Regions from separate parts of the Homo sapiens genome. Here region 2 is linked to region 1. A link is an interaction called in ENCODE POLR2A ChIA-PET data of the cell type or tissue named here. Cell type or tissue: K562. All regions are shown on one strand. Each heading gives the region's core, and the rest is flanking DNA. Links, peaks and the distances in the headings are about the cores only.

Evidence for each region. ChIA-PET counts read pairs that join two places held together with the same protein. Peaks named below come from ENCODE experiments on the same cell type or tissue, not always from the same donor. Only the 100,000 strongest peaks of a DNase experiment are listed, where the experiment ranks them.
Region 2: POLR2A ChIA-PET joins it to region 1 with 6 read pairs; 3 of 35 experiments call an interaction of 5 or more read pairs at or near these places.

What each region holds. Positions count from the first base shown.
Region 1 is chr1:202,320,930-202,328,520 of GRCh38, reverse strand. No RefSeq gene overlaps it. Among named protein-coding and RNA genes, the nearest start is that of UBE2T, 17 kb to the left of the region's middle. In K562, for the core only: no CTCF peak of the experiment used is centred there; no DNase peak of the experiment used is centred there.
Region 2 is chr1:202,663,417-202,671,007 of GRCh38, reverse strand. All of the region lies in intron 1 of SYT2 (synaptotagmin 2), which reads left to right. Among named protein-coding and RNA genes, the nearest start is that of SYT2, 43 kb to the left of the region's middle. In K562, for the core only: no CTCF peak of the experiment used is centred there; a DNase peak (open chromatin) is centred at 3,637; H3K27me3 peaks cover 898 bases.

The DNA.
Region 1 (7,591 bases), core at 1,854-5,853:
GGGGTGATGGACACGGACATGCTACACACAGCAACAACACATTCCACTTTTTCCTTGCTTCTTGGCAAGTCACCCCTGTCTCCTGCCATGGCCCCCAGAGAGCATCCATCCCTCTCACCATCTCTTAGTTTATATCAGGGATGACAGTTTATCCAGAATGTCACGCTCATCCTACCTGCCCTCCCACCCCAATACAGGGTTTTTCCCTTTCATGTGCTTGTTTTCCTTGCTCACCTTTTCCCCTGATCCCACATCCCAATAGAGTGTGTCCCCTTCCTTCCACTGTCTTCCTCCTTTAACCAGGGCCCTGAAACTCTGTGCTTCAAAAAAAGGGTCTGCTCTGACAGTTCCTCCCCTCAAACCTTCCATCAGAGGCAACTTTTCTAGGGGGTGAGTTCTTAGTCTCTACGTTGTCTCTAGGCCTGGGAGTTATTGCCATGCGCTAAGCTAAACCCTTCACATGAAAAAAAAAAATCTTTTTTTTCGAGATAGAGTCTTGCTCTGTCACCCAGGCTAGAGTGTAGTGGCATGATCTTGGCTCACTGCAACCTCTGCCTCCTGGGTTCAAGCAATTCTCCTGTCTCAGCCTCCCAAGTAGCTGGGATTACAGGTGCATGTCACCATACCCGGCTAATTTTTGTATTTTTAGTAGAGATGGGGTTTCACTATGTTGGCCAGGCTGGTCTCGAACTCCTGACCTCAGGTGATCCACTCGCCTTGGTCTCCCAAAGTGTTGGGATTACAGACATGAGCCACCGTGCCTGGCCTCATGAAAAATCTTTTTAAATTTTTTCAATAACCTTCAGAGTTTAGATACTATGATTATCCCCATTTTACGATGAAACTGAGATTCAGAGAGGTTAACCTAAGGACAACTGGCTGTTAATGCTAAGTCTGGGATTCAAATCCAGGCATGTATGACTCCAGAATCATATTTGTCAGCTGTATGGATTCTGTTCTTTTTTTTTTTTTTTTTTTTTGAGATGGCGTTTCACTCTCGTCACCCACACTGGAGTGCAATGATGTGATCTCGGCTCACTGCAACCTCCGCCTCCCAGGTTCAAGCAATTCTCCTGCCTCAGCCTCCCGAGTAGCTGGGATTACAGGCACCTGCCACCACACCCAGCTAATTTTTCTATTTTTAGTAGAGATGGGGTTTCATCATGTTGGACAGGCTGGTCTCGAACGCCTGAACTCAGGTGATCCGCCCACCTTGGCCTCCCAAAGTGCTGGGATTACAGGCGTGAGCCACCACTCCTGGCCCTGTTCTAATAATTTTACGTCTGCCTCCACAGAGTAGCTATGGGATAATGGGCAAGTTTCTCCCCTTCCATTTTCTCCTCTATAAAATGCAGGCATGGCTTGAATGCTCTCTGAGATTTCTCCCAAAGCTGACACTCGACAGCTCTGCAATTCCGAAACTTCCTGTGTAATCCAGGGGCTCAGGGGAGAGCCTGTGGATCTCCGGTTTAGTGATGAAGTAAATTAGGTTGGTCTGTTCCTTCTCATCTTCCCTTTTCATTATCTTTACTTCTTCAGCATTCTCTTGCCGTAGGTTCCCTGCTAACCTGCTAAGGATCTTCCACCCAGGCCCACAGTCTCTACCTGTTAACTCATCCTGACAGTACTTCTGTCTTATCACATACTTTTGCTCATTGAAATTCCTATTCAGGCCATGCATGGTGGCTCTTGTCTGTAATCCCAGGACTCCAGGAGGCCGAAACGGAAGGATTGCTTGCGTTCAGGAGTTTGAGAGCAGCCTAGGTAACATCGTGAGACCCCCGTCTCTACTAAAAATTAAAAAATTAGCTGAGTTTCATGGTGTATGCCTGTAGTCCCAGCTACTCAAGAGGCTGAGGTGGGAGGATTGCTTGAGCCCGGGGGGTCAAGGCTGCAGGGAGCCATGATTGTGCCACTGCACTCCATCTTGGGCAACAAAGCAAGACCTTGTCTTACTTTTTTTTTTTAATTTCATTCAGTAACTGCCCTCTTCCACACTATAGTTGAAAAGAGGTCAGTGGGTTTACTCCTGGGCCGTAGGTAGAGAGCAATGCAGAGGGAGAAGCCTATCTGGCTTCTTTTCCATGAGGGTGACAGAAATCTAACAATCTCACTTGAGCAAACAAAAGGTATTGGTTCACAATCTGAGAAGCCCAAATGTGCTTTCAGGCATGGCTAGGTACAGATGCTCAAATAATGCCATCAGGATTCATTTCACTCCAAGTGGCAAGATAGACACCAGCAGCTTTCTTCCTACCAGTCCAGCAACTCCAGTGAAAGAGTACTTCTTTCCTATCAGCACCAGCAAAGTTCTCAAGTTGGGTCTCATTAGAAGGATTTGAGATGTAAGCCCATCCTTGGACCAATCACTATGGCCAGGGATTAGAATAAGCTGATAGGGTCTGGGTTATATTCCCACCTCTGGAACCTGGCCTTGAGTCAACCCCACCTGAAAGGTATGCAGTAGAGAGCAGTGGAGGTAGTTGCCTGAAGAAGGTCAAATTGATGTTACCAGAAGAAAGGAAGTGGCCACTTCCTTTCTTCTAAAGGAACAGATACCCTGGGCAAAGGGCTATGGGCTATTCCTAACCTGAAGGAATAAGGAACAATGATGGTGGCATTTCAACCTCTGTGGTAGCCAGGGAAGAAGCTGTTATAAAGTAGAGGCTCCGGGAACTTGGTAGCCTTCAAATCTCACCATATAAATATCTGCCCATTCTCGGATCACGAGGTCAGGAGATCGAGACTATCCTGGCGAACACAGTGCAACCCCGTCTCTGCTAAAAATACAAAAAAAAATTAGCCGGGCGTGGTGGCGGGCACCTGTAGTCCCAGCTACTCTGGAGGCTGAGGCAGGAGAAAGGCGTGAACCCAGGGGGTGGAGCTTGCAGTGAGCCGAGATCGCGCCACTGCACTCCAGCCTGGGAGACAGCGAGACTCCGTCTCAAAAAATAATAATAATAATAAATAAATAAATAAATAAATAAATATCTGCCCATTCTGCGTTATACATCTTCTGGCCAGATGGCCCCTTTGGGTTGAAAAACAGAATCCTAATGGATGTACTTGGATATATTAATTTCTTTTCTTTTTTCTGTTTTTTTTTTTTTTTTTTTTTTTTGAGACAGGGTCTGGCTCTTGCCCAGGCTGGAGTGCAGTGGCATGATCTCGGCTTACTGCAACCTCCCAGGCCTCCCACTTCAGCCTCCTCAGTAGCTGAGACTACAGGTGCACGCCACCATGCCCAGCTAATTTTTGTATTTTTTTTTTTTAAGAAATGCGGTTTCACCATGTTGCCCAGGCTGGTCTTGAATTCCCAAGCTCAAGCAATCTGCCCACCTTGGCCTTCCAAACTGCTGGGATTACTGGCGTGAGCCACCATGCCCGGCCTATTAATTTCTTAATACTTTTTTCAAAAGAAATTAATTGAGCACCTTTTTTTTTTTGTGCTAGACCTCATGAAAAGGATTGAGGTTACAACAGTGAATGAGACCAGCATGATCTCTGCTCTCATGGAACTTTCCTGCTGTGCCTACTATCCATTCTGAGAAAAGTAGCCCTGCCCACAGCCCTTGCACAAGGGAAGCCCTGAGCAGTTATGTTTTGTCCAATATAACCCCACACAAACATACCCATTCACACACTACAATTTAGTGAACCAGGACAGGTTCCTGGCCTAAGAGTGATCAACCCACCTGTTGGCCATTAACCTATGATTTGGCCTATCGTAGAAAAGGAAATTTGGCTAGTTCGGTTCTTTCTCAATCTTTCAGGATATTACCCTTGGAAACTTAAAAAGGAAAGCAACAAGGAAATTACCCCAGGAACTGAAAGCTGAAAGGATGCATCCAGAGACCTTGAGGAAGGACAGGGATCATAGTGAGGTACACATAAGCAGAAGTTACCCATAAACACAGGCTATGAGCCAAAGGAAACAATTCATTTATGCAATAAATAATCATACCTTTTCTTTACCCCATTGCTAGGCCAAAAGAATTATTCTGCCTCCCTTATTGCTTCACATGTATCCTCTGAAAAATTATTCTTTTGACCCAGCAATTCCACTTCTAGGAATTTATCTTACAGATATATTTACTTACACAGGTGCTGAATTGCATTCATGCAAGGTTACTTTTTAAAGTATTGTTTATAAGAGCAAAAGAGTAAGCAACCCAAATGTCCATCAGAAGGGGAATAAGATGAAATCATGATACATCTACATAATGGGCTATATAACCTGCTTCAAAAATGTTAGAATGCTTTCTTTACTGATGTGGAAACGTCTTTGAGCTATATTACAGGTTAAAAAAGCAGAAGCAGAACTGTGGTGTGCTACTTTGGGTAAAAAGGAAAAATAAGCATATATATGCATCTTGCTGGTATATATATTTTCAAAACTCTGGGAGGATATATAAGAAACTAATAACAGTGGTAACCAATGAGGGCTTGGGAAGCGAGCCAGTAGGGACAGAGATGGGAGGGAAGCTTGTTAAGAACGTGTTATTTGAACCACGTGAATGTATTATTCAAAGATTAAATTTATGAAAAGCTTTTTAAACAAAAGGGGTGGGTGGGAGCAGCTGATTGTGGTTGAGAAGCAGATAGCTATAAAAACAGGCCTCCAGAGAGCAGCTGAACCGGCTAATTGTGGGCACCACAGGGAATAATCACAGACTAAATTCAGAATGGCCTCTAGTTTCAGGTACCACAAGGCCCAGTCTTACTGTTCTTTTTGGCCTTGGATCTATTTGCTGAGATTCTGCCTCTCTTATTGCTTCACATGGATCCTCTCAAGAAACACGTACTTACTTGAGTTAACTCCTGAGTTTCTGTCTCTTAATCCAGTCTAAGAAGAACAGCTGAAGAAATGGTCTTCCCTGTAGTTGAGCCAGAAAGATGGAGGGTTTGAAATACTCTGTTTTCAAGAGTGGAGGGCAGGTACTCATGAAGGCACCAGTTTTCCACTCAGAAGGGAGTCAGGCATTAGATCAGTAAAGCCCTAATACCATTCTGGGGCTAGCACCTTGGCCCCATGATTGCAAGTTTTGTTGAACTCCATCTTCCCTCCCCTGAGAAGGGGCTACCTGGTTGTCTTGAGGGCATCATCCCACTCTGAAGCAAGGCTGGGCCAGGGACAGGGGGGTAAAGATTCCCAAGGCAGAGAGTGAGTGAGAGAGTGCACTCAAGGCCAGGAAAGCAAGCTGATTCTTTGGGGTTCACATTATCAGGAAACCCCAGCATTAAGGGTTGGGTCTGAGAAGGTGTTCAGGGTCTGAATAATGAAGGCCCAACCTGCTCACTGCTTTATTTATTTTTATTTTTATTTTATTTTTATTTTTTTAAATTTATTTTTTTGAGACAGAGTCTCGCTCTGTTGCCCAGGCTGGGGTGCAGTGGCGCAATCTCGGCTCACTGCAAGCTCCACCTCCCAGGCTCACGCCATTCTCCTGCCTCAGCCTCCCGAGTAGCCAGGACTACAGGTGCCTGCCACGATGCCTGGCTAATTTTTTTTAATATTTTTAGTAGAGACAGGGTTTCACCGTGTTAGCCAGGATGGTCTCGATCTCCTGACCTCGTGATCCGCCCGCCTCGGCCTCCCAAAGTGCTGGGATTACAGGCGTGAGCCACCGCGCCCAGCCCACTGCTTTCTTTAGATTTTTCTATGTCTAATCCACTGGCAAGCACACAAAGGGCACTTTGATATAGGTGAGTGGAATGGATTCTGATGCCTCCAAACTTCAACTCTGAGCCTCCTTGGCTGTGCCCTAGGTGCCCCAGAACTCAGAAGACAGGTTAAGGAAGAGCCTTGCCACTGATCACTCCTCTCTCAAATACCTCTGGCCACTTCCATGGCTCCACCAGAGGCAGCAGAAAGGAGTTGAGGGACACACATCGTACTTCACTTGTGCTTTATTATACAGAAGAATCCAAATATTTACATCTTGACAATCCTTATACTTCAAGCAACTGGAGAGAGCATGGAACTGAAACCCAGAAGTGATGTGGGGGGCGGGGTGCGAGGTGGGGGGTGGTGGGTGGTGGGTGGGTGGGGGTTGGGAGAGCTTGCTATAAAGCAGAGCAGAGGTAGTTAGATGGTACCAGACGGGATCAAGGGTTCTAGCTACTGTAGTTCTGATGTTGGTTTATGAAATAAGAAATAAAAAAATAAAAAATAAATAAAAATGCTTAAAAAAGGTAAAAAAATTTAAAGAAAACATAGAAGAACAAACAAAAAAGCATTCTAGCAACTTCCCGTTATTGTCACTCAGGCCTATTTATTGTCAGCTCTTCCTTTTTCCTTTCCCCTACTCTTTAGACCTTTTATTCTTCCTGGAAAGGGAAACTAGAAAGATATTGGAGGCTAGAGGAGGAGAGAGGAAAGCAAGGAGAAGTCCCAGCTAGGGGCTCTGTTCATCCATAGTCTTCAAATCTCAGCTCTGCGTTTTTTGGATTTCACCATTGGTATGTTCAAAGTTGCTTATAAAAACCATTTCTGCCATAAGAGGTTCTCTTCCACAAATCGGTCTGAGATGAGATTGTGGTTGGCACCAGTTGCCAATGCACTGCACACAGAGCACAGGGCAACACACACCCAGTCAGCAGTTCTCAGCGTTGCCACCACTACAGCCCTCTTGGACAGATTCTTCCCCATGGATACCATTCTGGAAGATTTTGCCAACCCAACAAAATGCATTTGCATGCAATGAATAATTTGTTTTTTGATTTTGTGATCAAAGACATACATAATCTTCTGTGGATCATAATGAAGATAACCAAAGGAATAACATACTGACTTGCTAGAAATTCAGTCAAAATAACATACTGACTTGCTAGAAATTCAGTCAAAATCAAAAAACAAAGAAACTGTACTGCTCAGCTTTATTTCGGGTAAGTGTACATCGACCAGACTTTCTGAATAATGAAAATAGTTCATGGCAAACACCTCCACTCCCTTCCTCCACACCTTTCCTCTAATGAGAAGGTTCAGCAGATGCTCCTCTGGCCAGCAGACGTCTGGATCTTTAGAAGCAGGTGATAAGGTGACAGTGGTGCTACCCTTCAGCTTGCAGCCAAAAATCATCGGTCCCCTTTTCATAGAAGAGGCCACCTGTAGGGAGCAGTTCCTGTAACTCCTAAACCTCTAACACATGGTCACTGTGCTCCACCTCAACACAGACTCCCTAACTCCAAGGGGAACAATGATCACATGGCGTGGGCAAGAAGTGAGAAGGGATCTGGGGTGACTTTTTACAAGTCAAGGCTCCCAAAAATTGTACAAGTTTTGTCATCCCTGAAGCAAAGAACTCCTTTCCCTGATAAGAGTCACCAATTCTCAGTATCCAAAGTAGAGCAAACTCCTTCCTTTAAGGGCTCTTGATCAGCCCTGGGGAAATTGGGAGAGCAGGGTTCTCAAATAAACAACTGATAAATACACCTGCCATCATTAGCGAGTACCTACAGCGAGGCTGGCCTCATGGTAGGACCCTAAGATTCTTCTGGGATTACAAGGTCAGCGCATTCTGCTTCAGAGCCTATAAGAGACCAGGCAATTAGTCAGATAAGATTTAGAAATGTAGCAAGTTTCACCCAT
Region 2 (7,591 bases), core at 2,075-6,074, 340 kb before region 1:
TATCAACCCTGACCAGGTGAACAGACTCAGGCCCAGCTGACCCAGCAGAGATCACTGGGTGGCCTTGGGATGGTGAACATTTAGAATCCAGCCCCATCCACAGGTCGTTAAATCAGTTATTCTCCTTGTTTTATCAATGATACCGATGGCTGTGTATGATTAGTCAGAGCCCACATTGATCAGAACAGACTGGGACAAACAAAAGATGAATTTTAATACAGAGCAATGACCCAAGGCTGCAGGGACACCTTCCTTTCATGCTGCTCCCTTGACAGCTGCTTTCAAACATTAGGTGTGGAGAGGCCTAAGTCACCCATCTCGCCCACCCATGTTGTTCCAACCAGACTTGGCCGTTACAAATGGTCATGGCCATGTTATGCTCACAGCAACTAGGGAGTGAGTAATTAATCCTGGTGAGAACTTCATTAATCTTGATTTAGTGCCCAGTGGAGTTGTGCTCCTCTTCCCCCTCCCCCTTCATTTTTCTAGACATTTAATGACTGAAGGAAGAATGTGAATACCCAGGGAGAGCTAGCTGGGCTTGGGGGATTCTGTGGCTCTTCAGCTCCTTGGAACCTCAGAAGCCCCACCACAGTTTTCAGCCAGTAGCTCCCTGGGCACCAAAGGAAATTTAGCAATGCAGGGGTTAAAGGGTTGAGTGCCCGATGCTCCCACTTCTCTATGATCCTGCAATCCCATGCTGTCTTGGCCTAGGTTCCTCAGCTTCAGGAGTAACAGTATCTTCTCAGTTCCTTCTCTGTCTGTTCCCAGTGCTCCTGTGAGGCCGGGTCACTCATGGGACCTCACAAACTGCAGAGAGGCTAAATTCTAACATTCCTGCATTGCCCTAAACACTGAAAACGCCTCTCTTAGGACCCCTGGCTGATAGCATTAGTGGTATTCTCTGAATCTTTCTCCCTCTTGGGTTGCCACAAGCCCTCCTTCCTCACGAGTGCTGGCATATGTCAGTGAGTACAGGTGTGCTGATGAATGTTGGGGTGTGGGTGGCACTGTTGTTCAATGGATCTGGACCTGCAAGCTTTGTATTCATCACGCCCTCTGCTTTTACACCAATGAGGATAAGCTGTCACCAGGCAGATGACAGTGCCTCGGTTATGCCCAGATCTGAAAGGCCAGGGCTCCCAGGTAGGTTGACTGAATGAGAGACATGTTTCGTGTCTTTCTACTCAACTATGGTCTTGAAATCTATTAAAGATAAGAATTGTGGGTGGTCTTTTTTTTTTTTTTTTGAGACAGGGTCTCACTCTGTCATCCAAGCCGGAGTTCAGTGGTATGATCATGCCTCACTGCAGCGTTGACCTCCTGGGCTCAAGTGATCCTCCCACGTCAGCCTCTGATTAACTGAGACCACAGGCGTCCACCACTAGGCCCAGCTAATTTAATTTTTTTTTTTTGAGATGCAGTCTTGCACCGTCACCCGGGCTGGAGTGCAATGGTGTGATCTCGGCTCACTGCAACCTCCCCCTCCCAGGTTCAAGCAATTCTCTGCTTGTATTTTTAGTAGAGATGGGGTTTTACCATCTTGGCCAGACTGGTCTTGAACTCCTGACTTCATGATCCACCCGCCTCGGCCTCCCAAAGTGCTGGGATTACAGGTGTGAGCCACCGCGTCCAGCCTAAATTATTTTTTTGTACAGACAAGGTCTCACTATGTTGCCCCGTTGGTCCCAATCACCTGAGCTCAAGTGATCCTCCTGCCTCAGCCTCCCAAAGTGCTGGGATTACAGGTGTGAGCCATCATGCCTGTGCTAAAGATAAAAATTAAACATTAGTATTTCTAAACAGTATTTTAGTGCACAATTTAATGCAAGATGTAAAGAGATGCAAAGATTTTGTCTAGTTATGTGACTCACAGTATCTCACTTTGTGTTAGTAGTTGCTTAGCCTCACTGATATTTTCATGGCTTGTGTGGAATTAATGCATGCTGAATTTATTAACTGTACCCTAGACTTTCAGAAACATCAACAGGTCCCGAATTCCTGAAGGCTTGACATAAATGAGACACAGACAGATACCTGATTACTACAAGATTTCCTCCTACTCAGCCAGTCATTTCTACCTGATGTAACAAGCCTCCTCTTGGCTTCTACTTCAAGAGATGCATGTGGCTTCAACACTCAGGTCATCCAGTTGCCCAGGGGCCATCGGTCAGTGCCTCGCCACCCTGTCTTTGAGGAGATGCCTTATGGAGTGGTGGTTGGGCCTTGGAGTCAGACAGATTCAAGCCCAAATCCCAGCTCTGTCCCTTGGTGGCCATGAGCTCTTATGCAAGTTACCTGCTTTTATTCTGGAAAATGGGCAGAGTAATGCCTGCCTATAAGAAATACTTCAAGGCAAGGAATTATTATTCTCCTAGGTAGCATAATGCACATAAAATGGCTAGCACAGGTCTGGCATGTAGTAAGCACTTGATAAATGAATGTTGTCATTATGTTCTCTTCCCCAAATAAAGGATTTCTCTCTATTTGCCCCAGAGCTTTTAAACCCTGTGGATCTTATAGTAATTCTACCTATAAACATTGCTAGCAGTTTTCACTCTTAACAAACTACAGAATGAAAATATAATCTCGATTATATTTTTGCATTTATTTGAGTAATATGCTATCAACTTTATAAAGCACTTTCACATATACTGTTCTATTTATCTCCCACATCACACCTGAGAGGTTTAGACCGTAATGAAAAAAAGACTTGAAGCAGACATGTGTCTTAACCAGTTTATCTGAGTGTGTCTGAGTGTACCAACAGATGTGGATGAGCGCACGAGAGATGTGTGAGCCCATGTCTCCACGTGTCTGTGACTATGAGTGTTGGAGCCCTACAATATATTCAATGATTTTATACTCTGGGGGGCTATAGATCTTCTGCCTCTATTCTGTTCCCACCAAAATGTCCTTCTCCATTTATTTGTGTGCTGTTGAACTGCTGCATAGGCTTTGATGGTGCTGAGAGGGAGGATTGCCTGAAAATATCTGGGCCGGGCGCGATGGCTCACGCCTGTAATCCCAGCACTTTGGGAGGCCGAGGTGGGCAGATCACGAGGTCAGGAGTTCGAGACCAGCCTGGGCAACATGGCGAAACCTTGTCTCTACTAAAAATACAAAAATTAGCTGGGTGTGGTGGCAGGTGCCTGTAATCCCAGCTACTCAGGAGGCTGAGGCAGGAGAATCGCTTGAACCCGGGAGGCAGAGGTTGCAATGAGCCAAGATCATGCCACTGCACTCCAGCCTGCTCGACAGAGCAAGACTCCATCTCAAAATAAATAAATAAAATAAAATAAAATAAAAATAAAAGAAAATATCTGAGAAGCCTACTGTGGGCTCAGTCCATTACTCTCATGGGACTTTTGTATTGACTGACTTATTGATTGATGTAATCTTCATGGTTACACATACCAATGTGGTTTATTTAGAATGACCACTGTAAAATAAAGTATCCACAACTCTTTCTGATAAATACACACAGGAAGGTACACACACACACACACACACACACACACACACACACACACACACACACGGCTGGTCACTTGCCTGTTGTCTTTAGATCCTTTCCTCTGCTCAGCAAACTACATTTCCCAAGCTCCCCTGACAAGTGGATTCTGGGTAGGTTCAGCCACAGGCAGGCGTTGGTGGAGACTGTAGGGTGGGAGGAGGGGAGAATCCCTTTCTCTCTTTGCCTCAAGTGGCCTCTCTGGCAGTAGTTGTGTTTCCTCTATGGATCTAGTTTTTAATAGAAGGCCCCAGATTCTGGGTCCCAATAACACCACCTCCTCCTTTTTTTCCTCCCAGCCCTAGGAGTGGTAGTAGCTCTTTAATACTGTTTTCCTTTCGGTTGAGTCTTTTCCCCGCCTTACTTCTCAGTTCTCTATCAACTGTTAAATTACTATAAGATTCATAAGGCTTAAATACTCTGGGACAAATAGAGAGGAATCCTTTATATGGGAAAGAGAACATAATGACAATCTTTTGGGTTTTTGTTTGTTTTGTACGTTTTGTTTTTTTGAGACAGAGTTTCGCTCAGTTGCCCAGGCTGGAGTGCAATGGTGTGATCTTGTCTCATTGCAACCTCTACCTCCTGAGTTCAAGTGATTCTCCTGCCTCAGCCTCCTGAGTACCTGGGATCACAGGCACCTGCCATCACACCCGGCTAATTTTTGTATTTCTGGTAGAGACGGGGTTTTGCCATGCTGGCCAGGCTGGTCTTGAACTCCTGACCTCAGGTGATCCGCCCATCTTGGCCTCCCAAAGTGCTGGGATTACAGGCATGAGCCACCGTGCCTGGCCTTCTAGGTCTTTCAAACAGTGAATTTAATAAGAGGATTAGGGGCCGGGTGCTCTGACTCACCATGGTAAGCACATTGGTCCCAGAGAGTCTCAATAGACCGATAAAGTCATTCACTTTGGGCTGCGTCTGTGACATACCTCTGAAATGGTAGGTGTTTATCACGGAGAGATTGTTCTCTTCTCCTGCCCTACCCCAGCATCCCCAGTATTCAGCCTTCAAACCCTCTCCTCTCTGTACATTATGTGTGGGCCTAAAGAAGATGCAAAATCCTGGGCCCTCCGCATTCTAGGTTTGCTCTGTAGGGTATTGGTCTGTCCTGATTTCCTGGTTGGGAATCTTCTTTGAGGGAAGAGAATGCTACCATTTTCACCAGCAAACTGGATCTAGATTCTGATGAAACAGCCAGTCAAGCTGTCTGATCACTGGGGAAATTTAAGTGAAATTAATTGTTTGGCATCATGAGGACCAGGGACTAGATAATCTTTTTTTCCTGCTGAGAGCTGCTCACAAAACTATCTTATTTTAGCTTTTTTTTTTTTTTTTTTTGAGACGGAGTCTCGCTCTGTCGCCCAGGCTGGAGTGCAGTGGCACGATCTCGGCTCACTGCAAGCTCCGCCTCCCTGGTTCACGCCATTCTCCTGCCTCAACCTCCCGAGTAGCTGGGACTACAGGCGCCCGCCACCACGCCCGGCTAATTTTTTGTATTTTTAGTAGAGACGGGGTTTCACCATGTTAGCCAGGATGGTCTCGATCTCCTGACCTTGTGATCCGCCTGCCTCGGCCTCCCAAAGTGCTGGGATTACAGGTGTGAGCCACAGCGCCCGGCTAGTTAGCTTTTTAAAGAAATAAATTTGTGATTTGCTTCTTAAATTAGAAATCATGATCACAAATCTCCATTTAATAAACAACAAAACAAGTGTAAACATTTCACTGATGACCAATGAATGTGGAAAGGAGCAAGAGACAGATGCGGGGGAGGGAGAGAAGAGCAAATGAGGAGAGAAAGGTGCACCGAGGCCCTCCCAAGAGATCCTGGTGTGTAGAAAATGAGGAAGTATGGAAACAGACCCATAATTCATGAAGCAATGACCCCACTCTTCTGGCCTTGTAGGATGTCGCAGCTGGAGACTTTTAAAGTAGCTTTATCTTCCCAGCTATAGACTATCTGAAGGCCCAGGAGTCAGAGCTCCAAACAGACTTTTCCCTTGGTTGCTTTAGTCCAGAAGAAACACCAGGCATCACATATTCATCTGCCTGTCTCTGTGACAAGGGCCTTGAGGTCAGGCGCCTTGTCATATGTACTTAGCCCAGGACTTAGTAAGTACTTATAATTTTTTGATGAATGTCACTGAAAGGGAATCAGAAAACTAAAAAGGAGTATAGAAGTTATTGGGTTCATCCTCTCCCTAAACAAGACATACCTAAGTACCTTTGACTCTGTGCTTTACGCAAGAGGTGACAGCAAAAACTGTTCTGTTGTTGTCATTGTTGCCCTTTTCCTCCTCATCACTTTCATCCCAGGGACCAGTTCATTACCCTCTTAGGAGGCAGCAGAGTTTCTTAGAACAGAAGACTGTAGGAAGAGTAAGAGCAGAATATACATAAATAAATTATTTTAAATTGAAATTAAAAACTTAAATAGGTACATCATAGAATGGCATACTATATTCAGTAATAAAAAGAATGAACTCTTCTTACCTGTAACGACATGAATGAATCTTAGAATAATTATGCTGAGAAGTCCGGGTGCAGTGGCTCACGCCTGTAATCCCAGCACTTTGGGAGGCCAAGGCAGGCAGATCACCTGAGGTCAGGAGTTCGAGATGACCCTGGCCCACATGGTGAAACCCTGTCTCTACTAAAAATACAAAATTAGCTGGGCATGGTGGTGGGCACCTGTAATCCCAGCCACTTGGGAGGCTGAGGCAGGAGAATCGCTTGAACTCAGGAGGCGGAGGTTGCAGTGAGCCAAGATCGCGCCATTGCACTTCAGCCTGGGCAACAGAGTAAGACTCTGTCTCAAAGAATAATTATGCTGAGTAAAAGGAGCCATCCCAGAAGAGTACATCCTGTAATGATTCCATTCCTGTAAGATTTTCAAACAAGCAAAACTTGACAATGAACCAAATCACAGTTTACCTGGTGCTGGGGATGATAGGGGCTGAGTGCAGAGAGGCACAAGGAAATGCTTGAAGGTGATGGAAACGTGCTGTATATTGATTGGGGTGGTGGGAAAGTGCATATACACTTAACAAAATTCATCAAACTGCATACTTAAAATGAGGATATTTCATTGCATGTATGTATTATAATTCAATGAAGTTGATTGGAAAACATAAAATGAGGCCAATGATGGAGACTGGGGCCTTGTTGCTGTTGTGTGCATGCAGGAAACCCAAGAAGGATGGCAGTGAGTCACCTTCCTGCTAGCTAAGGATGAACCAGAATGAGAGGCATGAGCTGGGACTTCACAGGAGCCTCATGGACTATTAGAAAGAGGGTCTTGAAATCTCTTTCTTCCCTGTACATGGAAAGGTCCTCCCTCTACCCCTCTCAACATTCATATCCTCTGTTTGGGGAAGCCGGGGTTCAGGCAGTGGGTAAGACTGCCTTTCCCTACCTGCGTTGCAAAGAGAAGACAATGACTTGAGGGTAGAAGAGCACGCAGCAAGGCAGCTGACATCCCCGATGCTGCCTCATTGCAGATTCCAGAGGGCACTGTGCTTGTGGAATCCTGGAGTTTTGTAACTTGGCTGACCTTACATCTGGGGGAGGAACTTCTTGGATCCCAAGCCCATCCAAAAGTTAGTACAAACCCAGAGAAAGGAGCATCCGTTCCTCTAAGAGCCCAGTAGACAGAGCAGCCAGATCCCTCAGCACCCAGGCACAGCGAGTGCATCCAGAGCTGCCCCGTGGTCTTCCTGCCCTGCCTGCCACAGCCCTGCAGCTCAAGCAGAGGTCCCTTAGCCAGCCTCAGAGGAGATAGTGTCTGGAATTGCTTTAAAATACTCCAGAAGAAAAAGTGTGAGGGGGAAGAGGTAAAAGGGGATTGTAGAATATTCTTATATATTGAAATTGGGTGACGAGCACATGAGGCATATTATACTCACCTTTGTACCTATGTGTAAGTTTGAGGATATAGTCATAATAAAAGATCTATTTAAAATGTTGCCGCTGAGGTTTCGAAGTGGAGTGAACAGAAACACAACGGTGCTGTGGACAGACACAGGGGATTCAGGAAGAGGAGCCGGTTTGAAGGCAAAGGTTTTTGGAGTTTTCTTG